Regions from separate parts of the Homo sapiens genome. Here region 2 is linked to region 1. A link is a loop called in an ENCODE intact Hi-C map of the cell type or tissue named here. Cell type or tissue: OCI-LY7. All regions are shown on one strand. Links, peaks and the distances in the headings refer to the core of each region. The heading gives the core; the rest is flanking DNA.

Region 1 (16,767 bases), core at 5,746-13,745:
TGGTTATTTGTGTGGCACACACCAGTTTATCATAATAATTATGATAATGATATACTGATAACATATACCAAGACATATCAGACTTTTAGGAATCTCATACAATTTTGGAACACATTAATAATACGCTTTTATAAATATAACTCAAAGAAAGTTAAACATCATTTCTTATTTGACAATATTTCCCATATGACTTTGACATCCCAAATAAGCCTAATGTGTCTCTTTTGGACTTCCAGGGGTCCTGGTTATGCCCAAGTTAGCTTGGGTCAAAAAGACTTAATTTAATTTTGGGAAGTATCTCAAATATTAAAGGTTTAAAACACTTGATATAGAAATAAGAAAGGTTTAAAACACATGATCAAAATAGAATCACAGGTCACTACAAAATAATGGTAATTACTTTAGCCAAAATGATTATTCAAAGATTTCAAAAAGCAAAAACCACTCTGATAGAGGAGATTCAGTTCTCAATCAAGAGACCTAATAAAGACAGCATGGGACAAACTCTCCCCAGTTACCTTTTCTTTGCCATTTATGCAAAAGTAAATACATCTTTTACCGTCTCTTATTAATTCTACATTACATTTTTATTCAAAGGAGAAAAACAAGTTTTACTTTTAGGCCAGGCACAGTGGCTCATGCCTGTAATCCTAGCCCTTTGGGAGGCCAAGGCAGGCAGATCACTTGAGCTCAGGAGTTCAAAACCAGCCTGAGCAACATGGTGAAACCCTGTCTCTACAAAAGATACAAAAATTAGCTGCGTGTGGTGGTGTGTGCCTATAGTCCCAGCTACTTGGGGGGCTGAGGCAGGAGGATTGCTTGAGCCTGGGAGGTCAAGGCTGCAGTGAGCCAAGATTGCACCACTGAACTTCATCTTGGGTGACAAAGTGAGACCCTGTCTCAAAAAAAGAAAAAAATTACTTAGGTGTTAGTATATTATCTATCATCCAATTTCAGTCAGCTTTGACTACACAAGATAAGATAATCGATAATCTCTCACCATTTTCTATTAAAGAGCAGATCAATGCTCTGATAAAACCTGGTTGTTCCAACACAGGAGCCCAGACTCTGGCCTTACATGAGTGTGCTTTTGATATTAATACTTAAGTTTTAGAAAAACTTATAAAAAATTCCTTCTTTTTTTTTTTTTTTTTTTTTTTTGAGATGGAGTTTCGCTCTTGTTGCCCAGGCTGGAGTGCAGTGGCATGAACTGCCTCACTGCAACCTCCACCTCCCAGGTACAAGCAATTTTCCTGCCTTAGCCTCCCGAGTAGCTAGGACTACAGGTGCACAACACCATGCCCAGTTAATTTTTATATTTTTAGTAGAGACGGGGTTTCACCATGTTAGCCAGGCTGGTCTCAAATTCCTGACCTCAGGTGATCCACCTGTCTCGGCCTCCTAAAGTGGTGGGATTACAGCCATGAACCACCGCGCCTGGCCATTTCCTTCTGATTTTTTTTTTTTTTTTTTTTTTGAGATTGAGTCTTGCTCTGTCACTCAGGCTGGAGTGCAATGGCGCAATCTCTGCTCACTGCAACCTCCACCTCCCAGATTCAAGTGATCTCCTGCCTCAGCCTCCTGAGTAGCTGTGATTACAGGCGTGCACCACCACACCTGGCTAATTTTTGTATTTTTAGTAGAGACGGGGTTTCTCCATGTTGGTCAGGCTGGTCTCAAACTCCTGACTTCGTGATCTGCCTGCCTCGGCCTCCCAAAGTTCTGGGATTACAGGCAGGAGCCACCACACCCTGCCATTTCCTTCTCATTTTAACCAATTTGATCACATACAAAATGTCTTTTGTGAGATTAATCTTCCACAGACCTTCTAGAATTTGCTTAAATCTTCAGTTTTGTCCTATACTTCCTTTTTATTTTGGCATTCTACCTTAGGACAAAAATTTACTTCCCTTTTCCCATTATCATTTTGACTACACAAAGTTCTCTCTCATGCAAAAGAAAAATTACTCTCTTTCAACAGTCTTTACCAAAAACACATCTGACTTTATACACTCTGTAAATAGAACTGTTTCTTTTATATCAAGTAGTTTTAATCACATATGTTAACTACAATTTTCACTCTTAGTAACCCAAATTTCCAGTGAAAAACCTAGGAAGTAAGTAATTTTTAGCTGTTTTCTACCAGCATTTGTAGATGAAAATAATTTCATAATTTCTAGAAAGATGGCTCCTCAATTTTTTTTTGTTAACAGATCGAAATATATTTAGCTTTTCTATACCATATAAATGATTCAGACGTTTTATAATGACCTATTACTTCATTTAACATAACATGATATTAAGTTACTGAAAACAATTTTTGTTTGTTTGTTTTTGAGACGGAGTTTCACTCTTGTTGCCCTGGTTGGAGTGCAATGGTGTGATCTTGGCTCACTGCAACCTCTGCCTCCTGGGTTCAAGTGATTCTCCTGCCTCAGCCTCCCGAGTAGCTGGGATTACAGGCATGCGCCACCATGCCTGGCTAATTTTGTATTTGTAGTAGAGACGGGGTTTCTCCACGTTGGTCAGGCTGTCTCGAACCCCTGACCTCAGGTTATCTGCCTGCCTTGGCCTCCCAAAGTGCTGGGATTACAGGCGTTAGCCACCGTGTCCAGCCTGAAAACAACTTTTAAAACTATGAAATGTTCATTTATAAACTTTGATCTCATTTACATTTATTTAATTTTTTCATTCTTAACAATTTTGCCTGAATAGTTCATTAAACAAAGCTAGCCACCATCAATTTATTTCTTTGCTAATCATTTCTATAGCCTGTGAATGTCATCCTCCCAAGCAGCTGGAACTTGAGGCATTCTCCACCATGCCCAGCCAGGTTTTTTGTTTTGTTTTGTTTGTTGTTTTTTGGTAAAAATGGGGTCTAGCTATGTTGCTCAGGCTGGTCTCAAACTCCTGGCCTTAAGTGATCCTCCCACCTCAGCCTCCTGAGTAGCTGGGATTACAGGTGCAAGCCACCATGCTCAGCTCTTGAATTTCATTACGTAAGGTTGACACTATGAATATTCATTTTGCATCCACATACCCACTTTCCTATCCATTCACCCATTATTCATTCATCCATCCATCATTCACCAAACATCTATTCAGCATATATTTTGGGCCATGAGTCAAAGAACAGATCAGATCCTTCCCTGACCTGGAAGAGTTCTCTGGCTGGTTGGGAAAGAAGCTAGCAGCACCTGATAATTGTTTTTTTTTGGGGGGGGGGACAGGGTCTCACTCTGTTGCCCAGGCTGGAGTGCAGTGGCATAGTGGCATGATCATGGCTCACTGCAACCTCCTGGGCTTAGGTGACCCGCCCCTGACCTCAGCCTCCCAAGTAGTTAGGACTACAGGTGCATGCCACCATGCCCAGCTAATTTTATTTTATTTTATTTTATTTTATTTTATTTTATTTTATTTTATTTTTTGTGGTAGAGGCAGAGTCTCACTATGTTGCCCAGGCTGGTCTCGAACTCCTTGGGCTCAAGTGATCCTCCTACCTCAGCCTCCCAAAGTGTTGGGATTACAGACATGAGCCACCATGCCTGACCAGCCCCTGATAATTCTGTTCAATTCAGCAAACACTTCTGGTCACACCCTGCTCCCTGTGGGGAGTGAGAACGAAGCGAGCCTGCCCTCAAGAAGCTCCTAGTCAATGGGGCAGCCAGATCTGGGCCCAGCAGCTGAGTGTAAGGCCAGCTGTAAGAAAGGCTAAGATGGAGACGAGATCACACCCTTGGGGAAGGAGAGTGCAGAGCAGACTTTGGGGAAAAAAGCAATTTCAAAAAGCAGAGATATGGAAGGTGGGAAGAGCAGGAAGCATGAACCCCACTGACCTCTCACGTAGTCCAGGGCCAGAGGGTCACAGACTCCCTGGAATGTATGTTTCATGAGGGCAGCACCTGGAACAGGGCCCAGCACATAATAGGTGCTCAGTTAATACTCCATAAGTAGATGTTCTTTCCCAGACCCCAAGCTGTTTGCCTTAAAGTCCCACTTGAAAGGCTGGAAAAGCAAGTCACAGGCAAGACTTGTCCTAGATAAAGTAAAGTGTGAGGAAGGGGTGCAAATCAAGATTAGAGGCATACCTGATGTGGACCTCCGAGGATCAGAGATGTCCTAGTCCCAGCTCATCCACCAACTTGCCATATGACTTTGGGCAAGTTACCTCACCTTCAGATGCCTCCATTGGAAAAGAATACAAGGGTAAGAGGAGGTGACCCCTGTGGGGGGCCTGTTATTTGGAAAGTGACAGTATTACGACTTTTTTCCTAACTCCCTCCTGTACAGAAACTCAGCCAAGAATGTTTAAAGCAGCTGGCAATCAAGAAGCAGCAGCACATTGACAACATAACCCAGATAGAAGATGCCACCGAGAAGCTCAAGGCAAGTGGACATTTCTTCCTCATACCCATGGAAAGACCCACATTTCCCCCCAGACAAAAGGGACCCCCAATATGGAGCCAATGAAAATAAAAACCAACTGCGAAGGGGCAGATGGTGGGGCCTGGAGCTTCTATAATTCAGGGTTCTTTAGAAAAAGAACACAAAATTACAGACAAAATTAGGTGCAAGACCATGAAGGGGCTCTGCAAGTGAGGGGCCCTGAGCTCCGGTTTCCTTTGCTTTGTGGCAAATCTCTGGTTCCTTAGTGTCATCTGCCAGTCTCTTGGAGGAATTAGCCCATTATCCCAAATTGCCTTAAACAAAGCAAAACACAGCTTAAGGAATATGCAGATATCTCTTTAATTCCACTGCCATGCTGAAAGAAAGCAAGTAGGGTAAGATCTGTTCCACAAATAGGTACTTTCTTCACTCTCCTTTCATAATGATGTTTGAGTGGATTCTCTGTGGATTTTGAATGGGAACTTGAGGCTGATGTTATTCTAAGTAACCATTTTGACATGACAAAGTTGTTGTGTTTTTAGGGCCTCAGGGGCTGGTCATTTCCCCTTGCATCCTCCGTTGCTCCCTCCCCCTTTCATCCTGTTGCTCCCTCCCCCTTTCATCCTCTGTTGCTCCCTCCTCCCCTTCATCCTCTGTTGCTCCCTCCTCGCAGTGAGGGCTGGGGTGGGAGGCCCTCCTGGGGCCTGCCCCACTGAGAGCTGGAAGAACCCCTGCTCTGCACTTTGGGAGGCCAAGGCTGGAGGATCACTTGAGCCCAGGAGTTCGAGACCAGCCTAGGCAAGATAGTGAGACTCCCATCTCTACTAAAAATAAATAAAATAAAATAGCCAGGTATGGTGGTGCACGCCTGCAGTCCCAGCTGTTTCAGAGGCTGGGGTGGGAAGATCGCTTGAGCCCTGAAGCTTGAGACTGCAGTGACCTAGGATCACGTCACTGTGCTCCAGCCTGGGCAACAGAGCAAAACCCTATCAAAAAAAAAAAAAAAAAAGGAACCCCTGACTGATTCACACAAGAGGAGGAGTGGCTGTGACCATGGGAGAAGCTGGCACCCAGTTTCTCCTGTGACCAGGCCAGGCCACAGAATTGGCTCCCACATTTGCCTAAAGTCCATTCTCTGTCAGTTGTCTTCATGACAGTTTGCCAGTACCCTGAAGACGTTTGTAGTTCACACCTGTGGTCCCAGCTTAATAGTGTCTCTCATGTCTTCACAAGCAGAACTCTGGGCTAGGAGATAGACAGTACCAAAGGATTTAGAAAGTGAAAGCTGTCACGTTGGAAGGGTTGTGGGGAGGCCTGAAGATCAGGCTCCCTGTCTGCAAATGCCTGAGCAGATATGGTTTGAGGGCCCCCAAGAATTAGGACCCATGTGGAGGGTCTAGTCTTCCCCAGGCCACACTGGAAGAATTGTCTTGGGCCACACATAAAATACACTAACACTAACAATAGCTGATGAGCTAAAGAAAAAAAAAATATCCAAAAAACTCATGATGTTTTAAGAAAGTTTACAAATTTGTGTTGTGCCACATTCAAAGCTGTGCTGGGCCACATGCGGCCCACAGGCTGCAGGTTGGATAAGCTTGGCCTGAGGGATGGCCTGGGGTAGGTTTCAGCTTAATCTAAGCCATGGTTCTCTTTCTCTTGACCCTTTCCCCAACTAACTTTTTAACTTTTTATAGATTTAGAGGAAGTTGCAAAAATAGTAGAGTTTTGTGTACCTTGACCTAGTTTGCCCCAAGGGTTACTTGTTACATAACTATAGCACACTATCCAAAAAAAAAAAAAAAAAGGATGGTATGTGTGTATAGTTTTATGTCAACTTATCACATGTATAGATTTGCATAACCACCACTGCAATCAAAATGCAGGCTATTCCATCACTGCCAAGTTCTACCTTCTTCTAGGCCAAGCGAGGTGGCTCATGCCTGTAATCCCAGCACTTTGGTAGGCTGAGGCAGGCAGATCATTTGAGGTCAGGAGTTCGAGACCAGCCTGGCCATCATGTTGAAACCCCATCTCTACTAAAAAAAAAATACAAAAAAATGCCGGGAATGGTGGCGCCTATAATCCAAGCTACTCAGAAGGCTGAGGTGGGAGGATCGCTTGAACCCAGGAGGTGGAGGTTGCAGTGAGCCAAGATCATGCCTCTGTACTCCAGCCTGGATGACAGAGCGAGACTCCATCTTAAAAAAAAAAATCTACCTACACCTTTATGGTCACCTCCCTACCCACTGTATCCCCCCGACCAATCCCTAACCCCTGGCAATTATTAATTTGTTTGATAATTGTTGCATTTGAAAATGTCATAAAAATGGAAAATGATCTTTTGAGGTATTTTTCACTCAGCAGAATGCCCTTGGGATCCACCCAAGTTGTTGCAAGAACCACTAGTTCATTCCCATGTATTGCTGAGTAGTAATATTCCACTAATCCGATAGTATGCATGTACCATAGAGGTTTTTTAAACCATTTACCTATTGTAGGCTGTTTGGTACAGTCTAGGGCTATTGCAAATAAGGCTTCTTTGAACAGTTGTGTCCAGGTTTCTGTGCGGACATAAGTTTTCATTTATCTGTGTTAGATGCCCAGGAATGCTATTGCTGGGTCATATGGCACCTGCCTGTTTTGTTTTTTAAGAAACTGCCAAACGCTTTTCCAGAGTGGTTGTGCCATTTTACATTCCCACCAGCAATGCATGAGAGTGTGTTTTTCTGCATCTTTGACAACATTTGGTATTGTCACAAGTTTTTATCTTAACTTGCATAATCTGTGTGTAGTGATACCTTATCATGGTTTTAATTTGCATTCCCCCAGTAGCTAGTGATGTTGAGTATCTATTCATGTGCTTGTTTACCATCTCTACAAAAAACTAAAAAATCATCCAGGTATGGTGGCACATGCCTGTAGTCCCAGCTACTCAGGAGGCTGAGGTGGGAGGATCGCTTGAGCTCAGAAGGTTGAAATTGCAGTGAGCAATGACCATACCCACTACACTCCAGCCTGGGTGACAGAGCGAGACCATGTCTCAAAAAAAAAAAAAAAAAAGAAGAAAGAAAAGAAAAAGAGTTTGTTGGGATTTTGATAGGAATTGTGTTAAACCTGTTTATCAATTTGGGGAGAATTGACATTTTTACTATGTATTCTTCCAATCCATGAATATGGTATATCTTTCCATTTATTTAGATCTCTGTTTTCTTTCATCAGCATTTTGTAATTTTCAGCATACAAATTCTGTATGTTTTGTTAGACTAACACCTAAGTGGCCTTCATAAGGTAATAAGAAAAATGGAATTAATAGTCAGCATTTTAAACCTGAGACATATTTGTATAAAAATTTATAGTTAGGAAATTAGAAAGATATTGCCACCCTATGCCTGCACTCTCATGTGGGGGCAGATGGAGCTGAGCAATGGCTACTCCCATGGCATGGGATCTCCCAGCTCCACCCTGCCCACTTCCTTCAGTGTTAACAACCTGGCTCCTGTGAGCATTTATATTCAATTCCTGATCAAGAAACATATTTTTAAAAATTCATCCATAATCCTGCATCCTGCCACTTCAGGCCAACCATTATTCACATTTTGAGATTTTTTTCCTGTATATGCATATGCTTTTAATGTAGCTTGAGTTATATTGTACATACAATTCTAATATATCCCCAATCTGGAGGTGAGGCATGGTGGTTCATTTTCTTGTGTGGTTTGTCACGTGTATTATCATCTTGTCTCCAGTAGCTATTTACCATAGATGTCCAATACACTGTGGATTGTGAGTGTGCCCCTTCAGAGCACTGTGACATGAGCATCTTCAGGAGATGCTAAGAGTTTCAGTAGCTCCAGACTCATTTTCATATTATTTTTCAGTTTTGAGTTTCCGTGAATTTGGACTCCAACCCTGCTTAATGCAAAACTGTTGTTTTATTTGTTTTGCTGGTGATTTTCTTTTCACCTGTGACCCTGGATGAATGACTAGATTCCTCTTCTTTTCCCTGGGCCCGGGGGTGGAGTTTTTCTGGTGCTAGTTGATGGATGGAGCAGCTCTTTGTGGATCTGACTTGATGCAGGTCACTCCTTTCCACTCTCAGCTGGAATGTGGCCAGGTACTCTGTGCTCCCCCTGGATGGCCAGGCCCCATTGTGGCTTTCGTCTGCATGCATGCACCTCTGGCTCCACTCCTTCCAGGTCACTTAGCTTCAGCTCCTGCCAGGTCACTCACACTGTGTTTCCTCTTTGGTTTTGGCATCAGTGAATTTACTTTGTTTGTTTGTTTTTTTGTTTGTTTGTTTGTTTTTTGAGACAGAGTCTCGATCTGTTGCCAAGGCTAGAGCACAGTGGCGTGATCTCAGCTCACTGCAACCTCCGCCTCCTGGGCTCAAGCAATTCTCCTGCCTCAGCCTCCCGAATTGCTGGGACTGCAGGTGCCCACTACCGTGCCTGGCTAATTTTTGTATTTTTAGTAGGGATCGGGTTTCACTATGTTGGCCAGGCTGGTCTCGAACTCCTGACGTCAAGTGATCCTGAAAATGCAGTCGGCGGGGCTCAGCCCCTCTGTCCTACAGAGCAGAGCCGGGGATGGGCAGGAAATGGGCCTGAGACACAAGGGCCCAGCCTGGCACCAGACCCAGAACCCCTGCGGGTGGAATAAGGAGCCTCAGTTGCTGGCTCCATGCCTTTCTCTGTGACCCGCAGGAGCTGTAGGGACTGAGCCAAGGCTTGGGATCAAGGCACCAATGGGGGGACATGAACCAGCCTTTGCCAGACTGGGAACAAAAAGATGGGGACCCTGCCAGGCCATGCTGCTGACAAGGCCACTGGTGTCCATTGCCCCTGCTGGGCATGGCCACTCCCTGCCTCTTCCTGCCTGCCATTGCCACCATAGCAGAGTCTAAAGAGTCCCCATGCTAACGTGGTCTGGGCAAGGTTGGACAGCATGCCTTCTTTCCCTGGTGGTGCATCCCATGAGAGGCATCCGTGGGAGGGTTGTTGGAAGTCATACTGAGTTTTCAGCAAAACAGCGCCCTCCTTTCATCTCCTCACTCTCCACAGGACCCAGAGGTGGATTCACACAGCAGCCCACACTCTGAGTGCAAAATCCCCCAGCCTTCCCTGACCGGGGCTTCATGGCTGTTCAGCTTCTTTCTCTTCCACAGTCCTTAGACCCTGCTCAGCTAGACTCTGTTAGGCCCTCACCCAGCCACCAGCTCTCTTCAAAGCCCAGCCCAGTTCAGCTGGGATCTTCACTTTGAACCAGTGGGACCCAAACCAGATGGCGTACTTCCTTATTTCATGACCATGATATTCTCTTGCTCTCTTTCTCTCTCTCTCTCTCCCCTTCCCTCTCTCTCTCTACCCCTTTCTGACCATATTGCATAATCAGCCTCATCTGCTTATACAAGAAGTTTTCTGGTGGCTGTTTTCCATACTGGTTGCCACTGTGCTGAGAGTTAGAACAAGGTATAGCGTCGTGAAGCTTCTTTTGTATTTTCTACTTTACAAAGTGGATCTATAAAAACTGCTTGGAGCATAACTTGGTTGGGAGGAGATATTTGCTCTCTTGGTTTCTCTGCAAAGGTCCTCTGTGTACTTACGTTGCTTCAACATGTGTTCATAAATCAAGAGTTTGAAATACATTTTATTTTCTTCATTTGATCATTCAGTAAATATATATTTGTGTCCAGGCTCATTGACCCATTGCAACCATAAAAATGTGGACTAATTCCCAGGCTAGCTTAAAGCTATAATCCATAGGCCTGTGTATGAGCTAGCCTCTGAACCTATCCATAGGCCTGTGGTATGAGCTAGCCTCTGAACCTATCCTCTGCCTGGAGCATTGGATAGGAAACACAGATTTAGAGAACTCATCTCCTGTTTGCTGCCAAACCACATGCTGTCCCCCTGAGAACACGGTATCACGGGAGCCTGCCCACCCCTCGTGACTGGCTGGGTGCTGGGTTCATTCTGCTATGTGGACTGTGCAGATGTTTGGGCTGAGGAAGGGAGCTGGCCTATGTTTAATTTTTTTTTTTTTTTTTTTTGAGACGGAGTCTCGCTCTGTTGCCAGGCTGGAGTGCAGTAGCACAATCTCGGCTCACTGCAACCTCTGCCTCCCGGGTTCAGGCGATTCTCCTGCCTTAGCCTCCCGAGTAGCCAGGACTACAGGTGCCCACCACCACACCTGGCTAATTTTTTATATCTTTAGTAGAGACAGGGTTTCACCATGTTGGCCAGGATGGTCTCCATCTCCTGACCTCGTGATCCATTCGCCTCAGCCTCCCAAAGTGCTGGAATTACAGGCGTGAGCCACCGTGCCCAGCTTTAGTGTTTTTTTAATTGTATAAATAATACATGAACAAATTGTCATTTTTTAAAATTTAAACAATGGTATAGTATGGAACTACATAAGGTACAAAGTGAGAGCCTCTCTTTTCCCTTACCCCCAATCCCATGCCTCTTGCCAAATATGACCACTACTAACAAACATTTTAATTGCACTTGCAAATATATAGATGTATACATATGTCCATATACAGGTTTTGTTTTATTATGTTTTACATAAATTTGGATTATCTTGCTTATATTATTCTGCAGCTTGTTCTTTTTCACCTGTTTTTTTTTTTTCTGGAGAACTTTCCCTGCCAGGACATATAGGTCTACTGCATTGTTTTTTGTTGTTGTTGTTTGTTTTTGGAGATGGAGTCTCGTTCTGTTGCCCAGGCTGGAGTGCAGTGGCATGATCTCGGCTCACTGCAACCTCCGCCTCCTGGGTTCAAGCAATTCTTTGCCCCAGCCTCCTGAGTAGCTGGGATTACAGGCGCCCGCCACACGCCCGGCTAATTTTTTTGTATTTTTAGTAGAGACAGGGTTTCACCATCTTGGCCAGGCTGGTCTTGAACTCCTGACCTCATGATCTGCCCGCCTCAGCCTCCCAAAGTGCTGGGATTGCAGGCGTGAGCCACCGCGCCCAGCCTACTGCATTGTTTTTGTTGTTATATTTTCTTCTTCTTTTTTTTTATGGTGATAAAATATACATAACATAAAATTTGCCATTTTAACCATTTTAAAGTATTCAATTCAGTGGTATGAATTATATTCACAATGTTGTATAGCCATCACCTGTGTCTACTTCCAAAACTTTTTCATTATCCCAAACAGAAACTCTGAAACCATCAAGCAATTACTCCCCATTTCCCCTCTCCCAGCCCTTGGTAACGTCGACTCTACTTTCTGTCTCTATAAATTTGCCTGGTCTAGATGTTTCACATAAGCGGAATGATAAATTATTTGTCCTTTTTTGTCTGGCTTAATTCACTGGGGATGATGTCTTCGAGGTTCATCCATGTTTAGCATGCATCAGCACACTGCATTCTTTGTAATCGCTATAAATTATTTCATTGTACGAATGTAGGACAATTTATATAATGAACCGATATACATATCCCATATTGAAAATTGTGCCAAATATGTCATGGTTAACAACTGTCTGAGGCTGGTGCACAGGGGAATAAAATAATTTACCAAAACAGCATTGAGTTTAGAAAGGCAGATTTATTTAGAGAAAAGGGGGAGATACATTGAAAGGGAGCAATGGGTGAGACAGCAGAAAGAAGACTGTCTGCAAAGAGGCAGGAGCTGGAGGTGGAGTTTTCTAAGGTTGTGCTGCTTGAGCTGAATGCTTGCAGACAGGATGCCTGGGTGCAGGTGGACTGTGAGTTGAGTGCTTGTAACAGGATGCTTGAGTGCTAGTGAGCTGTTTGTGGTTGACCCTATTTCTCAGAACGTTCGCTCCCCACTGCTGTTGTTTCTGTTTCTGCTAGTGACGCCCATTTTTCAATGTTTTTTTCTTTTCTTTTTTTTTTTTTTTTTTGAGTCAAAGTCTTGCATTGTCGCCCAGGCTGGGGTGCAGCGGCCTGATCTCAGCTCACTGCAAGCTCCACCTCCCGGGCTCAAGTGATTCTCAAGCCTCAGCCTCCCAAGTAGCTGGGATTACAGACACCTACCACTACACTTGCCCAATTCTATTCTCTATGTGTAGAAGCTATATACTGAGAATCTTGGTACACAAATCTTCATGCACATGTGAAAGCATTTTCTAGGATATAAGTAAAGTAAGAGGAATTGCTGCATGAAAGAATAAATGTATTTAAAACTTTGAGGCCAGGTGCAGTGGCTCATGCCTGTAATCCAGCACTTTGGGGGACCAAGGCAGGCAGATCACCTGAGGTCAGGAGTTCAAGACCCAGCCTGGCCAACAGTGACTCCCTGTCTCTGCTAAAAATACAAAAATTAGCCAGGCATGGTGATGGCCACCTGCAGTCCCAGCTACACGGCTGAGGCAGGAGAATCGCTTGTACCCGGGAAGCGGAGGTTGCAGTGAGCCGAGATCTTGCCATTGCACTCCAGCCTAGGCGACAAGAGCAAAACTTCGTCTGAAAAAAAAAAAAAAATTGATAGCTATTGTCGTATTGTCCTCTAAAAGCGAAGTACCAATAGACCCTACCACCCACAGTTTATATAAATGCCCTACTTCACATACCCTTACAGACTGTATTTCAGTCTCTTAAAAGTCTTCCAATCTAATGATCAAAAACTATTTTCTGGGCTGGGCATGGTGTCTCATGCCTGTAATCTCAGCATTTTGGGAGGCTGAGGCAGGTGGATCACCTGAGGTCAGAAGTTCAAGACCAGCCTGACCAACATGGTGAAACTCCGTCTCTACTAAAAATACAAAATTACCTATGTGTGGTGGTGCGTGCTTGTAATCCCAGCTACTCAGGAGGCTGAGGCAGGAGAATCGCTTGAACCTGGGAGGCAGTGGTTGCTGTGAGCCAAGATCGCACCACTGCACTCAGCCTGGACAAGAGTGAAACTCCTTCTCAAAAAATAAAAATAAATAAATAAATAAATAAAAATTGTTTTGTATTTCATCTAATTGATTTATTCTTTGGGCTTTATGTACAGTGTTTTAGTTTAACTGGACCTTCTCTTTTGTTTGTTTTCCTTAACCTTTCATTGTGGAAAATCTCATATTATTTTAATTATTTTTACTTTTATATTTTTAGTACAAAAAATACAAAAATTTGTTCTAAAATGCCACTGTTACACCACACATACACATACATACATTTCCATATATAATTTGAGTTCTTTTAAAAGCTCTTTATTTTGTACTTTTGACCTCTTATCTATGCTTGAGCCACATGGTTTTAGATCCTGTAGATTTATTGTTTTGTTATCAGATAAGGCAGATAAGGCAGATAACCTCTTATCAGTTTTCTCTTTATTGATTTTTTTAAAGCAATTTTGGCTTTTCTTATGCTTATTCTCTCTCCTAATGATTTAATAATTTTTAATCAGCATGTTAAGATTTTGATTAGAATTTCATCAAATTTATAGACTAATTTAGAGACAAATAGTGACTTTATAGTAATCAACCCTCCCAGTCACGAATATGGTTTTGTATTAGGTATATTTCCACATATTTTGCTATTTTTTCTCCCATTTTCAAAAGGATCTTTATTTCTCCGTGCATTTTACGATCGGTGATGGGCTGGTGCTTAGGAAAGCTTTGGTTTTTATAAGTTGATCTTGTGTCTGACTGGCCACTTTACTGAACTCACATTTCAGACGTTATGATTTTTTTCATGTTGATTATTCTGGATTTCCTGGTTGGCAGACATGTCATCTGCAACTGGTTTTTCTGTTTTTAGGCTAATGCAGAGTCAAGTAAAACCTGGCTGAAGGGGAAATTCACTGAACTCAGATTACTACTTGACGAAGAGGAAGCGCTGGCCAAGAAATTCATTGATAAAAACACGCAGCTTACCCTCCAGGTGTACAGGGAACAAGCTGACTCTTGCAGAGAGCAACTTGACATCATGAATGATCTCTCCAACAGGGTCTGGAGTATCAGCCAGGAGCCCGATCCTGTCCAGAGGCTTCAGGTAATGCTGGGGTCACTGCTCTTACTGCTGCCACCTGCCACCCACACTTCATCTCAAGTATTGTGGCATTGAGCACAGTATTGACACACTAAGCAAGTACATGGACTATTGTCTTGTCACCATGTAGACTGTCTTGCCCCCACACAGGTGGTCAAGAGAATATACATTGTTAGGAAGATAATACACCTCTTGGGCTAATTAAATAATATTAACAGCCACCAATTTCAAAGGCCCCTGTGTCCTGAGCACTGTGTAGTTTAGCACTAATATTCACCAGAACTCTGCAAAGTGGGCTCACCCCATTTTATAAACAAGAAATTGAGGCTCAGTGAAGTGACTCACCTGGTCTCACACAGCAGGTAGGTAGCAGAGCTGGTATCAGGTCTGGCTGTCTGTCTAGGTCTGTCTGACTCTAAACCCACAAGGGACCCTGCCTGGCCCTCTGACTGTACAGTCTTTTTTTTTTTTTTTTTTTTTTGAGATGGAGTTTCTCTCTTGTTGCCCAGGCCGGAGTACAGTGGTGCGATCTCAGCTCACCACAACCTCTGCCTCCTGGGTTCAAGCAGTTCTCCTGGCTCAGCCTCCTGAGTAGCTGGGATTACAGGCATGTGCCACCATGCGTGGCTAATTTTGTATTTTTAGTAGAGACAGGGTTTCTCCACGTTGGTCAGGCTGGTCTTGAACTCCTGACCTCAGGTGATCCGCCCACCTCAGCCTCCCAAAGTGCTGGGATTATAGGTGTGAGCCACCGCAATCAGCCTGCCTTTATAGTCTTAAATTGAGACACCCCACCTGAAAAGGCAGGTGTCCTTGCAGCTACTGAGCACATTTCAAAGGCTGAGTCACAGCTGGCTCAATGGTACTCCTTGGCCACTGGGCTTTGTTGAGGAAGAGTCTAAGAAATAGCCCCTGTGGCAGATCACTTGAGGCCAGAAGTTTGAGACCAGCCTGACCAACATGGCAAAACCACCTCTCTACTAAAAATACAAATATCAGCCAGGCGTGATGGCGTGCACCTGTGAGGCTGAGGTGGGAGAATCACTTGAATCGGGGAGGCAAAGATTGCAGTGAGTAACGAGATCATGCCACTGCACTCCAGGCCGGGTAACAGAGTGAGACTCTGTCTCAAAAAAAAGAAAAGAACTAGCCCCAGGGATAGTCATTGCTACATTTAGAGAAAGCATGTTGTTGAGGATGGTGTTCCTGTCTACTTTTTTCTTTTTTTTTGAGACGGAGTCTTGCTCTGTCGCCCAGGCTGGAGTGCAGTGGTGTGATCTCGGCTTACAGCAAGCTCCACCTCCCACCATTCTCCTGCCTCAGCCTCCCGAGTAGCTGGGACTACAGGCGCCCCCCACCACGCCCAGCTAATTTTTTGTATTTTTTAGTAGAGATGGGGTTTCACCATGTTAGCCAGGATGGTCTCCATCTCCTGACCTCGTGATCCGCCCCCCTCGGCCCCTCAAAGTGCTGGGATTACAGGCGTGAGCCACCGCACCCGGCCGATGGTGTTCCTGTCTTTAGGGAACCGTGGAAGAAACTGTTGTCTGGTGTCAATATCCCTGTGCAGTCACTTCTGCACTAGAATTGCTTTTCCACTAATAGAGCTCCTCCTGTTTCCTTCTTTGCCTTGGGAAGTTCAGAGCCAAATCTGCTTTGACTAACCAGACTAAGGCTTCATGGCAAACACTTTGTGTCTAATTTTCTCTTAGCTTCATTTTTCTCGCTATAAAGAAAAATCTTGCCTTATTAGAGGACCTTCACAAGACACTTTAAAGGCTGTGGGACAAGGCAGGGTACAACTAAAAGTGGCACCAACTCTAACCACAGATTAGTATGGGCTCTGGCTGGAAAATAAGACAGACAAATAAGCCAGTCAACACAAAACCCGCCAAGCCAGTCTCCAGCTGGGGATTTCCACTCTTGTGTCTTTATGTGGCCTCAGTCGGTTCAGCCTGTGTCTCATTGTCAGCTGTTTGAGCCAAATTCTGGATGAAGTGTTTTCCTAGGCATAATGGGTGTTGTGCTTTAAGAGAGGCAAGATGCACAAAGTGTTACATGTAATTGTCTCTTTTTAAATAATGGTCGTTTTTAAGGCTATGGAATACAAAGGAATCCTTCCATGGAGAAGCATGCTATTCTCACATCAGAAAACGGTTTCAGGGCTTTGTCATCTTTTTTTTTCAAATTCTCTTGGGCCACAGCTAATGATTTTAATCATTCACCGTTCCCACCTTCTATGTGTTCATTCGTTTATTCATCAATATGTACTGAGCCAGGTCACTTGCTGGACATTAGGAGCTCACAGTTGGGTGGGGGACTTGCTCAGAAACAGTTATTTACAATACAGCTTAAACAATTTTGTAAATATGAAGCTAGCAAAATTATGTCCAAGAAATGTCTGACACTCTCTGGCTGGGAGAAGG
Region 2 (16,767 bases), core at 6,946-14,945, 170 kb after region 1:
CCAATGTAAATGACGAGTTAATGGGTGAAGCAAACCAACATATCACATGTATACCTATGTAACAAACCTGCACGTTGTGCACATGTACCCTAGAACTTAAAGTATTTATATATATATGTATATATATGTATGGTAAGATGTATATATATATATATATATGTATATATATGTATGGTAAGATGTATATATATATATATATATATATATATATAAAGATGTGCAAAAAAGTTATGTAACATTCACTACAAAAGAGGCTAAAATCAAGCATGGTTATAGCTCAGAAAGGAGAGACCACATCTAGGCAATTAAAGGGAATAGAACAGAATGGTTAAATCCCTAAACTTTACAGTCGGACAGCCTTAGTTTTGAGCCCTAATTCTGCCACTCATGAGTTTATGTGATCTAGGGATATAACCTCTTTAAACCATGGTTTTGTTATCAGTGAAATGGGGATACTATTAGTTGGAAAAATGAAATGAGATACTGCATATAAAGTGTCAGCTACCCATTATGAGTTTGTAGAGTGACTAAAGTCTCATCATATCATTGTCATCGTTGTCATCATCATCATCATCAAAGGCTTTGTGATTAAGGCACTCACTATCTGGATCGGCAGACATATGACAGAAGACTGAACAACCAGAAGTTATGAAGATAGGTACTGTGGGTGTTAGAAAGATTCACGGCAAAACAGGGAAGGCAAGTGGTACTATTTAATGGAAACATTGGGTAGTTCCAGGAAAGTAATGGGAAAGAACATTGGGAAGTTAGACTTAAATGCCAGACTGGGAAATTTAGTCTTTATTCTGCAGGCAATACTGAGGCTTTACAGGATTCTAAACATGGAAGTGACTGGTTCAGAGCCAGCTGTAGCAGGAATATTCTGGATGTTTGTGCAGGATGGACTTGGGAGGGTGAGGGCAGATGAAAGCAGATAGCCACTTAGGGAGCTTTTCCAATGCTTCCAATGAGAAGTTGAGGCCCCTCTCTGGGATGGTGGTATAGGACAGGAAAAGATGGAATGAGCATGTGGGACACTGGGAAGAAAGAACTGGCAGAACTGTATCTAGCTGAATGTGAGAGACAAAGTGAAGAGGCAGAGTCAAAGAGACTTCTGAAGGCTAAGAACTAGATGGCCAGGCATGGTACTACTATTCTAACAGAAATAAAGCACAGGGAGCCTAGTTTTAGGGGGGAACATATATTTGCTTTTAGTTATGCTAAGTTTGAGGTGCAGTGGGACATCCAGCTAATAAGTGATAACCAAGAAACACTTGGAAATGTGATCTTAGAACTCAGACATATTTATTTAGAAGACATCTGCAAAGAGGTAGTAGCTAAAAGTATATAGTTGGATCAACTGTCTTTGGGTAAGAGTATTAACTCAAAAGGATCAGGGACTCTTGGAAAACACCTCCCATACCTAGGGGAGTGAAAGAGAAGCCTGTGAGCAAGGAGGAGGAGAAGGGAGAGAGAGGTGAGAACACCACACCATCAGAGAGGCTCCACACCATCAGAGAGGCCAAAAGTGGAGCAAATTTCATGGAGGATAGGAGTACTCAGAGGAATTATAAGCTGCAGAGAGGTCAAAAAAGAAGAACTGAGAATGGACCACTGGATTTGGCCATTAGGAAATCATTGATGATTTATGAGAGAATGAGTGAAAGAAAAAGCTAGATTACATATGCAAAGCAATGAAATGGTGTAGGGGGAAAAGGAGACACTGAGAATATATTACTAGTTCAAGAAGTTCAGAAATGAAAGGACAGGGATAAGGGGGAGGCTCAAGGTGGGACCAGAATTGCTCTTCCCCAGATAAATGACCACTCATCAGTGTTTATTCAGAGATGTTTGTCTATACTCTAACAGAAGGAGCATTTGTGGGAGGATTCCAGAGGAGGGACTTTGGGACAAACTAGATTGAAAGGCAGGCTACAGCCATTCTAAGTTATAGAACATGTTATCTATATGTGTACAGCAGCATCTGTTTTAGCAGACAGAAGTCATTTATCATGCATCAACAGACTGAGAGAGAGGGGAACAAGAAACTGTCCTTCTCCTTCTCCACTTAGGAAAGCAAAGCTTGATCCAGTCTTTGAAAAGTATTTAAAAGCTTTGAAAAAGTATGTCAGCAAGGAAGGAATGCTAAGAAAAACAAGTGTCCATTGTGTTCCCTTCCATGACTTTTCCACCCAAATGTATTTTAGGAAATTGCCCAGGTGCATCATTAGAACACTCTAATATCACTATCAACACTGTCCGGGTTGATGGGACTTATATCTGCCGTGTTTTTCATTTTATAAAAAGCTCCCATGATCTCTTTTATCCTCACAGAATCCCCATGAGGTATTACCTTTCTCTATTTTACAAGGGAAGAAACTGAGGATCAGAAAGAATTAAGTGATTTTCCCCAAGTTACCCAGCCAGGAAAATGATAGAGCCCTGTACCCCTCATTCTTTTCAGTGTATGCTTTCATATAATATGGTCTTCACAGTATGGCTCTCTGACTATGGCATGACAAACCAAAGTGTACCAGGGCTCTCATCTCTCTGGTTTTGGAGGCGCTATAATTTTTATCAATATAGCCTTAAATGGCGTTAGCTTTGGGGCACTTTTACCCCGTCTTGTTTTTGACTAAACAGTATCCAGTACATGGCCTGAGCTATTTTTTCCTGTGCTCCCTTTTCACCCCCATCTTAAAGGGCCCTAGGGCAGAAGTTTCAGCAATGTGTTTCCTCCCTCCTTCATTTGCCCAGTTCAGTCAGGCCTCTGAAATGTATGACCAAATTCTCAATACTTACACCTGCTCCAGATGGTCAGGAAGCAGGAAAGCAACTCTCTCCCTCAATACCTAGTTTGTTCTAGTAGGAAGAGGGCCAGGCTGGGCTTGGTAGCTCATGCCTGTAATCCTAGCACTTTGGCACGCAAAGGCAGGGGTATTGCTTGAGCCCAGGAATTCAAGACCAGCCTGGGCAATGTGTCAAAACCCTATCTCTACAAAAAAAATACAAAAAATTAGCCAGGCATGGTGGTGTATGCCTGTAGTCCCAGCTACTTGGGAGGCTGAGGTGGGAGGATCACCTGAGCCCAGGGAGGTAGAGGCTGCAGTGAACTGTGATTGTGCCACTGCACTCCAGCCTGGGCAACAGAGTGAGACCCCATCTCAAAAACAAAAAAAAAAAAAAAAAAAAGAAGGAATTAGAGGGAATTGGAGGCTGAAGGCCCAGCTTCTGGTGCGAACTACCAGTCTCACTCTGTGATCTTAGTTATATCACTCAATGCACTGAGCACCAGTTTCTTCATCAGAAAAATGAGGACAATAATAGCTATGTTATAAGTCTGCTTCAAGGATCCAATGAAACACTTGTGAAACACTTGCTAGGTTTAATTTTCTGCTATAGCCATCTTGAAATTCTTAGCAATTTTTGAAGGAGAAGCCCTCTGTCTTCATTTTGCCATGGGTCCCCCAAAAATTATATAGCTGGTTTCATCTGCATGCCCTTGGCCAAGTTACTTCACCTCCATAATCTATAATTAATTTAAATGAATTGAATTGTTAGGAAATCAATTGTTAGGACAATTCTCAATCCTTCCTCTACTTTAGCAAAGTTTGACACAGTGGATTAGTCTCTCCTCCTTGAAACAGTCTTTCCTCTTGGCTTCCGAGACACTATATTTTTCCAGTTTTCCTCTGCCTCACTGGCTGCTCCTTTGCTGTTTTCTCCCTAACCTGTTAGCACATCCAAAATGAAACTCTTGATCATCTCCTCCAAGCCTGCTTCTCCCAATCTTCCTGATCTGTGAATGCTAACTCCATCCTTCCAGTTGTTCACAACAAATCTTTATCTTGATTCTTTATGTCTCACCCCATATTCAAGTTATAAGTTAATCCAGAATCTGACCATGGCTTCACCACTGCCATCATCCAAACCTTAATTATCTCTCATCTGGATCATTGCAATACCATTCTGATTGTTCTTCTTGCTTCCTCTGCCCCTGTCCCACATAGTAGCCAGAATAATTCTTTAAACATGTAAGTCAGATCGTATCACTCCTCTGTCCAAAACCATGCCATGACTACCCATCTCACTCAGAGTAGAAATCCTACAAGGGGCAATAATAGGCTTCTTCTCTGATCCCACCTCCTTAACACTCCCCTCCTTGGGCCATTTGCTGGTGCCCCTATACCTGGAATGCCCTCCCAGATATCAGCATGGCATATCTGGCCTCTCACCTCCATCAGTTCTGTTCACCTGTCACCCTATCAGTCAAGCCTTCTCTGACCACACTATTTAAAATAGCAGCCACCATCAACCTCCTTTTTCTTATCCTATTATGCCCAGCTCAGTTTTCTCCAAAGCACTTATCACCATCTGACACATTATATATTTTATTTATTTCCTTATTGTTTATCTCTCCCCATTAAAATGTAGGTTTCATAAAGGCAGGGACTTTGCTGTTCAATTACTCTATCTCTAACACATAGGACTGCGCTGGGCACAGAATGAATGACAGTAGAAAGAGCTCTGACACAGATGATGATATTGCTATTATTAAGTCACAGCAGCATCAAGCCCTGAGTGTATAAATTACTGTCCCAGGCTGCATGTTCATGAAGCAGGGAGTGAGGGCGATTATGGGGACTACAGTGAGCCAAGCCTCCCACCGGATCATACTGTGGAGACAGAAAAGTGAATCAGGAGCTGTATCTGCTCTCTAAGGGTTTGTGGCCTAGAGAGAGGTTTATGTATATATGCAAATAACTCTAGAACAAGGCAGCATTTGTCAAAAAATATGTGGACTTTAATGCCTAACACACATTCTGGAAATTCTAGTTAGAGAATTCTAACTAAATTTCTAACTAGAATTTTCTACAGAGAGAAGGGACCATGAACTGTGGCTTGTAAACTTACTGTAGGCTACTTCTGTCTCAAATTCCCACTCTGGCCTGTTTATCATGCCAGAGACACCTTGCCTGACTTCCAATCTAGTTTGCTCCAAAGTGTCTCTCCACTGGCCTCCTCCACCCAATATTACCTTCAATTTACTGTTAACTTGAAACCCCACCCTCTTACAGTCCCTCCACACTCTGCTTCTAGATACAGGGAACATGGGGCAGGGGTGGAATTGACTTAGGTAGGTTGTAGCAGGATATAAAGAATCTATTATTTCCTTGCAATACAGATGTACACACTTTCTCCTCTATGAGCCTACAGGGCACAGGGCTCAGGAACTGCACCATCCGTCTCTACAGCACAAGAGGGGGCATTAAGTAAAATTTGCTGAATTGTTGAACTGGGTGTTACAAGCTCTTAGTAAGGACAATTTTATTCAAGAAGTACCTCTGCATCCACTGAAGGTGTCCCAGAGGGATTCTATAATGTTATTTTATTAAACTATCCTAATGTAAGAAACAACCTAACTAATAAGAATTAAAACATATCAACTAAAGGGACCAATATTTAAAAAAACACTATTTTGTAATTTTTAAAGTTAGTTTGAGTTATTTAAACCCCATATCTGAAAATCCAAAATTTTCAAGCAAATAATGCCTGCTGTTCCGTGCAGGATTCCTTTGAGCAGGGGCTCCCTGAAGTTACCTGAACTTTTAGATACAGAGATTTACTTAAGAGAAGGACTGGGGAACTGAGAGAGGTAAAGCTAAATATTAGGGTTTAGTAATTAAAAACCAAGTTAAATTTTAGTGGCAGATACTTGGGTGTTTGTTATATCATTCTCGATACCCTTTAGTGTGTTTGACAGCTTGTTTCTCTAATATATTTACATGATACACACATTTTTATACCCAGGAAAGATCAAGCACACAAAATGATGACCCATCTCCTAATCTGTAAGAGATGCTGCTGGCAATAAGTAATAAAATACTAAGTATAGGTAACTCTCCTCCTCGGTTCTCAGTTTCTTTGTATACAAAATAGGCAGGGACTAGATGATTTTGGGCTCTTCCAGTTCTAATGCCTTAAGACTCCATGGAAGTAGTGGGTATCTATTCACATTACAAAGGTCTTTCTTTATAAAGAATCCTCTTCAGATTCTCTCTTTAGTGCATTTAAACTATGACTTGCTTTACCAAAATCTGGTTACTGTATTTTTATTGGTAGCTAACATTTACTGACCAAGTTCAATATGCTAGGCACACATAAAATGCCTCATATGGATTACTGGACTTAATCATCCCAGTAACTTTCTGAGGTAGATACCAATATTGTCCCCATGTTATAGATAGGTAAATTGACTCCAAGGCTATCTAACCTGCCTCAGGTCACTGAATTAGGGAATGTCAACACTGGAATTCAAACTCACTTCAATTCAATCTGAATCCAGAACACATATATTAATCCTGCATCTCCCAGACTGGCTTCCTGTATCAGGAGGTGCTCAGGGTTTCTTCTTTAGTTGAACCATAGTAGTCTGTGGCTCCTTGTCTTCACAAATGGGGTTACTGCTTGGAGATAGGATGGTTCCTTTGATTATTTCAACTTAATTTCTGGGATATAATGTGGTGATATTTTCATTAAGAAGTAATTTTTCACCTTCCCCTATATGAGTAACAATGGATTTCACTAGTTATCTTGAGTCACTTGCGAATGATTTGGTGAGCCAAAAAGGGTACAAAATTGCTGTGAAATTCTAATTTGGTTCTTTATGTCTATTTCTTAACTAAGTCTAACAGCATACACAGCAAAACTGTACATTATTTTGCAACAGATTAAGGTGAAAAAAGCTACATACAGGAAACCATGTAAGATTAATATATATCACACTTTCTAGAAACTTTTATATCTATTATTTTCACTTTCACAAGAACCGTATGAAGTAGGCAAGACAGGAATTATTTACCCATTTTGCAAATGCAGAGAGTCATAGAAAAGGGAGGTGACTTGCCCTGGGCCACTGAGCTGGTTGGGGCCTAGATTGTGTTCTTTCTACACTAGGCTACCTCCATCTGTAAAAAGGAACATCGGATCCAGACACTTCCTGGCAGATAGAACCAAAAGAGTGCTGACTAGAGGCTGTGCCATGCCAGGCTGTGGTCAGAGAGTTTCCCTGTATAAATAGCAACCTATGCTAGGGGTTGCTAGCACCAGCCATTTCCCCTACTCACACCTGTGCAGTGTGATAAAGATAGTAGAATTAGCCTGCAGTTGTGGTCCAACCAGATAAAACTTTTAGGCGGGAAGTCAAGTGACAGGCAAACTTGTGTGTGTGGTTTTTTTTTTTAAGTGTTAGATGTTTTTGATATTTTAAAAAAGCATCTAGGCTGCTTGTGGAAGTCAGACCAAAATAGCAGGAAGGTATTGCAGCAAGATGGATTTGGGAAAGGACCAATCTCATTTGAAGCACCATCAGACACCTGACCCTCATCAAGAAGAGAACCATTCTCCAGGTAATGAAAAATACCTTAAGAGCTGGTGGCTGTTGAGAAGAATTCGGGGTATGATAATTTTCTCTTTTCAATGGATCTGGCCAAAAAAAAAAAAAAAGGAAATAAATGAAAGCTAATGAGACTAGTTCATCCAATAATTTCATTCGATGGCTGTGGTAAAACAAGTGGATTCATACATTTCTATGGCAGCACAAATTTGGTCTAACGTTTGGAAAGAGATCTGGCAATAAGTGGTGAGAGCTATAATACTGCTTATTCTTTTGACTCACTAATCTCAGTCCTTGGATCTATCCTAAAGCAACATTTCTCAAAATGTTTTGTGGAAACTTAGGCCTTGAGATACCTTAAGACATTGTTTTAAATTTTTTTTGCTACATGGATCTCTTTGGCATTCTGATGAACCCAGAGACTCCTTCTTTGAATAAAATTTTTAAAGGCATAAAATTAAATATATAAGACTAGAAAGGGAATAATTACATTAAGATACAAATATCAAAATAAAAAATTATTATATAGTAATATATATGATTATTTATAGATTACAATATCCAGTGGTGGGTCTAATAATAGTATCAAGTCAAATAAGTCATAGCCAGTAGGTGATATTTTAAGGTATCTGCAACAACTATAATGTGATAAAAAAATATGTGATTTCTTTATAGGGACCAAGTCATATGCTGAGGGGGAGGGAGAGCATCAGGAAGAATAGATAATAGATGCTGGGCTTAATACCTAGGTGATGGGATGATCTGCACAGCAAACCACCATGGCACATGTATACCTATGTAACAAACCTGCATATCCTGCACATGAACCCCTGAACTTAAAATAAAAGTTGAAAAAAAAGTCATATACTGCCAAAACTACTGTGGTTTGTTATCTACATTCATAATTGAAGGAACTGTCAATTTTAATTAGAGGTTGGTAAAAATAAAGATATAATTTTTCCTATTAAGAACCCTTATCCCAAGAACAAGAGGCACCATGGTTCAAGGGGCATGCTCTATTCTTTAGAGGTCCCAGTGTGGATTTGTATCACTTCACAGGCTCTAGGAAGCTCTGCATCAAAGACTCATCAATTTTTCTCAACCTTAGACAGCAGCAGAAACTTTTTTGATCAAACCCTTAATTTTCCAAAGAACTTGAAAAAACACCGTTCTAAGGAAAAAATACCAAAGAAAAGCTATATGCAATGAATATGCTTATTATAATTTGATATACAAGGCAAAGATAACTAGCAACAATCTAAATGCTCAATCCAAGAGGAATGATTGGGTAAATGAGAGTACATCAACTAGACTATGTATCACATTGTCATTAAAATTATCATTATGAAGACTACGTCATGGAAAATAGTTCTAATATAACGCTAGCTTAATAAAAAGATTAAAATTGTGGTATGCTATTCTTACAACTTTGTGTAATATAAAGACTGGATAGAAGTGAGGAATAAAATGAAAACAAGTTATCATGTTAAAGACAGCAAAATATGGCTACTTTTTTCATTATTTGTACAATATATAAAATTACTTTGAAGAAATTAATAGGTTGGTAGCACACTTATGTACAAATACTATGTAGGAGTAGGTCTCTGACCTTTTCATTCAAAAACATTTGCTGAATGTCTGCTTCCAGGCTTTCTCTGGAGATACAAGGATAAATGAGATGCAGTCCTTGTCCTCAAAAAGCTAGGAGAAAAACCTAGAACAGAGACTCTGCCACTTGGCTACAGGACTTTTGCTGATAGACACCACAGTTCATCACTTTTTCTAATCACTTTCATTTTATTACAGAAGTCATTGGAACCTGGAGTTTGAGAAACAGAGAACTACTTAGAAAAAGAAAAGCTGAAGTGCATGAAAAGGAAACATCACAATGGCTATTTGGGTATGGTAGCATCACAAGGGAAAGGGAACTAATATATTTATTGAGGATGTTATGCATAAAGTAGTGCTGTGCACTTTACACACTGTATTTTATCTTTCCAACAATCCTGTAAATCAGACATGGTTATCCCTATTTTACAGAAAAACAGAGACTAAGCCTCCAGTGAGTTACACCTCTTGCCTAAAGTCACACACACAGCTGGTAAAATGGTGGGAACAGAATTTTTTCCCTGGTCTCTTTTAATTAAAGCACTGAGCAACCGAATTATATTGTAGAGAAGCCTGGCGTTTAGCTCCTAGGTAATATAAACATAGAAGCATCCTGTTGGGAGTGGGAAACATCATTGAAGAAGCCTCCAAGATTGTTCGCCAAGCTTTCTATTAGCTAAATCTTTACTGAATGAGTGTGATTAACTCTCCATGGAATAAGCCAAAACATTCGCTGTAAATGAGTGACAAAGAGTTTAGATAACCTGTATGTTCACCTGTATGTAAATGCAGGAAGGGGGTACAATAACATGACTGTAAATTAGGCGACATCTAATTGCATCCATTTCAAATATGATTGTGGAAACTGGGGACTTGCTTGCTTGGAAGGGGAGCCCAAAGAGCCAAAAGTGCAGCATCCATCTAAGCCAAAGTGTCTCCACCTTGGCACTGCTGACACTGGGGGCAGGAGAACTTCCTGTTGTGTGGGGGGCTGGCTTGTGCACTGCAGATGTTTTGTAGCATTTTCTGGCCTCTAGATGCCAACAGCACCTTCCACCCCAGCTGTGACAACAAAATGTCTCCAAACATTGTCAAAAGTCTTCTGGGGTGGGGTTGGGGGAAGACAGGCAAAATCATCCCCAGTTGAGAACCACTAATTTAAGCAAAGCACTCTTCCTAAGAAAGGGCATTTTCCAATCCCCAAACCCCGCTGTGGACTGAGCACTGTCTGTTCTGCTACAACAGATGTTTCTATAACACCAAGTTCACATACGATTGATAAATAGGAGAATGATGTCAGTATAATGTGGGGGTTGTGTTGGTTCATGATTTTTTCCTAGTCAGAAGAAAGCAGAATAGTGGGAAGAGAATTAAAGCTTTCAGCTGGAAAGAAAAAGCCTTCAGCTTGGCTGTTGTATAAGCAGGATTCTTTTCAGCCAGCATCCAGGGTTCCCTCCTCAGAGAGGCACAACACCAGCCTTGCGCAGCTCTCCATCAAGTGGCAGCTTGCACTTCCCTCCTGTGCCCAACTTAACGGCAACCCCGCTGGCTCAGAGCTCAGGTCTCAGCAGCTTCAAGCCTGCAATTACACTATATTTGCATTTACTATCCCCTGAGGCAGCCTCCAGCCACAGTAAACTGCTTGTCTAGACCATCCAAGTTCTCTCTCCTGGTACCAATTATTGTTTTAGTTAGTGTTAAAATGTTGCAAGGGTTTTGAATCATTTGTCCCAAGCCTATTTGCCCCACCTCCATAACCACTGTAACTTTATAGAGGATGATTTTGCAGAAAGTGAGGTTTTTTTAGGAACACGTGTATCATTTTACAGTAGAAATATTTGTATTAGGGTCCTGTGGCAGGTCTATTGAAGATTATCCAATTAGCTCCCAAATTCCATACCACTAAGCAATCTTCCAATCATTACTTGGCTTCCCAAGTACTTATCTACAGAGACGGTGCATTTGTTTGGGAGCCCAGAACCCAGGTATTCTCCTCCCCTCCCCTCCCCCCTCCCCTCCCCTCCCCCTCCTCTCCCCCATCCCCTCCTCTCTCCTCCCCTCTCCTCTCCTTTTCTTTTTTCTCTTTCTCTCATTCATTCATTCATTCACTCGTTTTGAGACAGAGTCTCACTCTGCTGCCCAGGCTGGAGTGCAGTGGCACAATCTCGGCTCACTGCAACCTCTGCCTCCCAGGTTCAAGTGACTCTCCTGCCTCAGCTCCCAAGTAGCTGGGAATACAGGCACTGGCCACCACGCCCAGCTAGTTTTTGTATTTTTTAGTAGAGACGGGGTTTCGCCATGATGGCCAGGCTGGTCTGGAACTCCTGGCTTCAAGTGATTCGCCCACCTTGGCCTCCCAAAGTGCTGGGATTACAGGCGTGAGCCACTGTGCCCAGCCAGTCCAGGTATTTTCTACTATGTGACTTTGTATGTCTGTTCATTTAAAAATTGGTCTTTAGGTTTATATGTCAGTCTCCTTAAATCTGCTTGATGAGCTCTGCCCCTGATAAATGGAGGTAGTCTCAGTGTGCTAACAGAATCAGGTTTCTGGGCTTGCTGGGCTGAGGGTATTCACTCAAATGGATAACACCTTAGTGAGCCTCTTGGCAGCTGGCTGGACTTGCTCTGGTGATACATCTCTATAATGCTAAGGCCTGTGCCCTCTTTTCTCACTACAACACACCATACAGTGAAACTTTATTAGTTTCAGAGAGAGGCAGCAGAGTGCATGGTTATGAGCCTGGCTGTTAAAGCCAGAATGACTAGATTCGTAGCCTGGCTCCCCTACTTGGTAGCCAGAGCCCTTGGAAATATTATGGAAAATAAATAATTCTCATTATAAACGAATAGATTGGCACTCTGGTTTATATACTAGTCTCTTTGCATTTAGTCTGTGTGTATTACTTCACTACCCCTGAGTAAACTCATACTCAGGGTTTCTAGACCTGCAATCCAGGCACGGCTCCTTATCTGTGCAGCCTGCAGGTGGATAATGTATATGGCTTGATTATCAAATACAAGTGTTGGGCAAGTTACTCAACATCTCTGTGTTTCAGTTTTGTCATTTGCAAAATGAAAATAATAACTACCTACTTCATAGACTGATGTGAAGATTATATGAGATAACAAAATAACTAAATTATTTAAACGGTGCCTGACATATACAAGCACTATAAGTGTTTCCTGTATTCATATGAGTCCTAATTTATATTTGAATAATTCATTCATGTAAGTTATTATATATAATTCTTATAACCACCACATGAAATTGGGCCGATATTATTTACCTCATTTCACTTACAAGGAAACCAAGGCATGTAGAGGTTAAGTGACTTGCCCACAACCATGAGAGAGTACAGACTAAAGTTTAGGCCACATAGGTATTTTTTGCATTTTTTGAAAAACTACCTGGGAAGACATGGACTATTACATTACTCAGATCTCCTCATACAGAGATTTAAATAACAACTTCTTTAGGATTTAATATCTAGGAAAAAATATGTGTTTCCTAAGGAACTTGGATTACTATTAATATCTTTTTCAAAAAATTTATCAGAATTTTATGATTTATCTTGTCACCTTGGTTACTTGTAGTAATAGTTCAAAATGCTGAGGTGCCATAACCATCATCTTTAGATTTCCTTTTTTTTTTTTTTTTTGAGACAGAGTCTCATTCTGTCACCCAGGCTGGAGTGCAGTGGCACAATCTCAGCTCACTGCAACCTCCATCTCCTGGGTTCAAGCGATTCTCTTGCCTCAGCCTCCCAAGTAGCTGGGATTACAGACGCGCACCACCATGCCTGGCTAATTTTTGTATTTTTAGTAGAGACGGGGTTTCACTATGTTGGCCAGGCTGGTCTTGAACTCCTGATCTCGTGATCCACCAGCCTCGGCCTCCCAGAGTGCTGGGATTACAGGCGTGAGCCAACGCACCCGGCCTAGATTTCCTTTTTTAAATATAATTTTCAATATTATTTTAGACTGCTCTGTTACATCTATACCTTTTTTTCTTTTTTTCTATAGCCTCATATTAGAAGTGAACATATATACTTTTTTGGTATTGACTTCAAACTGTGTTTGGTGAGGTAATCTTTTAAAAACACTTTTTTACAACGGAAATTTCAAACATACACAAAAAATGGAACAGGGTATACTTTTTTTAAATATGCAAGGAACGATGGGCACTATAAAGATGTAAAAAACACTGGTTTTTATCTCCAAAGACTGTCTAAAATGTTTACTAAAAGAAATACAGTTTCTTCAGAAATAACTACAGTATGAGGCAGCCTACATTCCTTGCCTTTAGCATGGTACACCCAATAAGTCCTATAGGAGTGCTAAGCTGGGAGAGCATTTTAGTCCTGTAGTCTCTTAGAGAAGGCTCCATGGAGCGGGTAGCATGAAACAGAATTTCAGTAGATTTAGAAAAATGATGAAATGCTTATTTATAGTACTTCCCCCAGCCCCCAGCCCCCAGCCCATCTGTATTAGCCATCTGTATTTGGTTGTATTTGCAGTGCCTAACAATTTGTCACTGGCTGCAATTACCATGCATATCCTTTCATCTTCTAGATCTTTAATTTATTAATTAGGAATAGGTATAATATGGCCACTCATGCCTATCTACCTGACTTCTTAACTTCAAGAAGTGCTTTTGCAGCTTTTGACCCCTTACAGTATACCTCATTTGATATATACTGTAGCAACTTAGAATTCTTTACACAAAATAATGTATTTGATAATCAAGCCATATACAGCATCCACCTGCAGGCTGCACAGACGAGGAGCTGTGCCAGGTCTAGAAACTCGATTTGTATGAGTTTACTCAGGGGTAGGGAAGTAACACACAAAGACTAAATGCAAAGAGACTAGTGTATAAACCAGAATGCCACTCTATTAATTTGTAATGAGAATTATTTATTTTCCATAACAAAACTTTAAGAATATGCTATAACACACGCACGCACGCATACGCGCATGCACTACCCTCACCAAGAAGGCTCCTGGTAAGCATGGTATCAATGCCACGAAGTCCTGGAGAAACATTCCCTCTCCTAAGAATTGAGAACATCTAGAGCTGCTCCTTCATTTTACAAACAAGGAGATTGAGGCCCAGAGAGATTAAGTGACTAGTTCATGATACTTGTGCAATGAGGCAGTGGGGGACCTGGCACTGTTATTACAAGCATTTATTTGAATTCTGTAGTACCACTGCTGACACTAATTCTGTTCTTTCTGCAGAGAACAGAAAAAACGCAAGCAGCAGAGAACAGGAAAAGGAAATCGAAGAGGCAGAAAGAGACAACAAAACACAGAATTGAAGGTGGAGCCTCAGCCACAGATAGAAAAGGAAATAGTGGAGAAAGCACTGGCACCTATAGAGAAAAAAACTGAGCCACCTGGGAGCATAACCAAAGTATTTCCTTCAGTAGCCTCCCCGCAAAAAGTTGTGCCTGAGGAACACTTTTCTGAAATATGTCAAGAAAGTAACATATATCAGGAGAATTTTTCTGAGTACCAAGAAATAGCAGTACAAAACCATTCTTCTGAAACATGCCAACATGTGTCTGAACCTGAAGACCTCTCTCCTAAAATGTACCAAGAAATATCTGTACTTCAAGACAATTCTTCCAAAATATGCCAAGACATGAAGGAACCTGAAGACAACTCTCCTAACACATGCCAAGTAATATCTGTAATTCAAGACCATCCTTTCAAAATGTACCAAGATATGGCTAAACGAGAAGATCTGGCTCCTAAAATGTGCCAAGAAGCTGCTGTACCCAAAATCCTTCCTTGTCCAACATCTGAAGACACAGCTGATCTGGCAGGATGCTCTCTTCAAGCATATCCAAAACCAGATGTGCCTAAAGGCTATATTCTTGACACAGACCAAAATCCAGCAGAACCAGAGGAATACAATGAAACAGATCAAGGAATAGCTGAGACAGAAGGCCTTTTTCCTAAAATACAAGAAATAGCTGAGCCTAAAGACCTTTCTACAAAAACACACCAAGAATCAGCTGAACCTAAATACCTTCCTCATAAAACATGTAACGAAATTATTGTGCCTAAAGCCCCCTCTCATAAAACAATCCAAGAAACACCTCATTCTGAAGACTATTCAATTGAAATAAACCAAGAAACTCCTGGGTCTGAAAAATATTCACCTGAAACGTATCAAGAAATACCTGGGCTTGAAGAATATTCACCTGAAATATACCAAGAAACATCCCAGCTTGAAGAATATTCACCTGAAATATACCAAGAAACACCGGGGCCTGAAGACCTCTCTACTGAGACATATAAAAATAAGGATGTGCCTAAAGAATGCTTTCCAGAACCACACCAAGAAACAGGTGGGCCCCAAGGCCAGGATCCTAAAGCACACCAGGAAGATGCTAAAGATGCTTATACTTTTCCTCAAGGTAAGGGCTGTTTATAGCACCAAGGTAGGTACATCTCCCCCAGAGTAGTGATTTACAACTTTCTCTGACAATCCTGGGTATTCCCTGTTATTTCAATGGATACTGTGAATTTCATTGACTAGTTTTAAGTGAACAATATTTTCATGCAACCAACGTCTGTCTTGGCATATTTCAAAGAGTTAAAAAAATTGAAAATGCAAGCATGTACATTAAGTACTTATTCATACTATCCATCCATTATGAGATGCTATAGTCAGTGAAATGAACCCAATATAGGATGAATTATTGCAAAATATTTTTAAAAATTAAGTCTACATTAACAAGAAAGCTTGATGAATGAAGTTTTTCTAGGAAATTTAATTTGCCTGATAAATGGAAAGCAGGTAAATTCATAGTACGAAGTACTGAGGGAGATAAAAGCTGTAAAATATAATCCTGTTACTAGGGAATTCATTCTTGTAGGATTTATCAGGTTTACCAAAAACCCTTTCTATTTCAAGATTTGTTCCTGAAAAACTTTTTCCTAAGTATAGGAATTTGAAAATAATGCAACCTTTCTTTAATTTCACTTGCCTCAGAGACATAACTGAGAACTTCAGCTCTCTTTGTACAATACTGTAGACAGTATAAGAAATGGACTGAGTCTATCAGACCATAGTTATCCCCAGGAAACTGATTTCTAAAGAAATCCCTTTAGTAGTTTACTTGCTCTTTATCCTAAAAGATGAGTGCAACAAAAACATGGTGCTAGTTGGTTTCCAAGTAATACCAGTTTTGAAGAACTACTTTAAAGAAATACATTGCAGCAAAAGCAGGCATGTGAAGCAGTACGTGCACTGACAGGAGTACCCTGCTGGAGAAGCAGCTCTAACCAACACAGCGTCCTGATTCCTAACTGCTTCATTCTAAACCCAGCAAGGTCGATATGGTCAATTAATTAACGCTTATTTTATTTTTGGCTTTGTTTGACCAAATAAATGGGAATATCTATTTTTCCTGATTATAAAAGTAGTAAGTGTTCATTATAATAAAGCAATATGTAAGTGAATATCAAGTAAAGTAAAAGTCCCCTATAATACCATCTTCTATCTTCAGTTCCCAATGTTAAGGTTGTTTTGTTTCAACAAATGAGACAGTACCCATCCTATCCTGTAACTTGTTTTTGTTTTCATTTACAATATGTATTGCAGCCATCTTTATGATGTCTTTTGTAACAACTGCATAGTACTGTGCTATATGTATATTCAACCAGTCTCTATAAGGATGAACACTTAGGTTACTGCCAAGTTTTACTATTACAACAATGTTCAATGAACATCATTGGGAATAACATTT

The links. A loop is a pair of places that touch in the nucleus more often than their neighbours do. Peaks named below come from ENCODE experiments on the same cell type or tissue, not always from the same donor. Only the 100,000 strongest peaks of a DNase experiment are listed, where the experiment ranks them.
Region 2: it touches region 1 in a loop (2.5-fold over the local background); 13 of 110 quality-filtered maps call a loop at or near these places.

Annotation. Positions count from the first base shown.
Region 1 is chr9:98,097,508-98,114,274 of GRCh38, reverse strand. It overlaps TRIM14 (tripartite motif containing 14), which reads left to right. Exons shown (of 6, transcript NM_014788.4): 2 at 4,291-4,386; 3 at 14,111-14,344. Among named protein-coding and RNA genes, the nearest start is that of TRIM14, 13 kb to the left of the region's middle. RefSeq lists enhancers at 12,200-12,319, 12,580-12,629. In OCI-LY7, for the core only: a CTCF peak has its summit at 9,563; DNase peaks (open chromatin) are centred at 6,104, 9,674, 12,124, 12,674 and 1 weaker place; H3K4me3 peaks cover 4,479 bases; H3K27ac peaks cover 7,459 bases.
Region 2 is chr9:97,928,700-97,945,466 of GRCh38, reverse strand. HEMGN (hemogen) reads left to right here and starts at 7,295. Exons shown (of 4, transcript NM_197978.3): 1 at 7,295-7,409; 2 at 9,203-9,296; 3 at 14,246-15,432. The coding sequence starts at 7,331. In OCI-LY7, for the core only: a CTCF peak has its summit at 10,499; DNase peaks (open chromatin) are centred at 7,096, 9,996, 10,546 and 14,306; H3K4me3 peaks cover 5,795 bases; H3K27ac peaks cover 7,048 bases.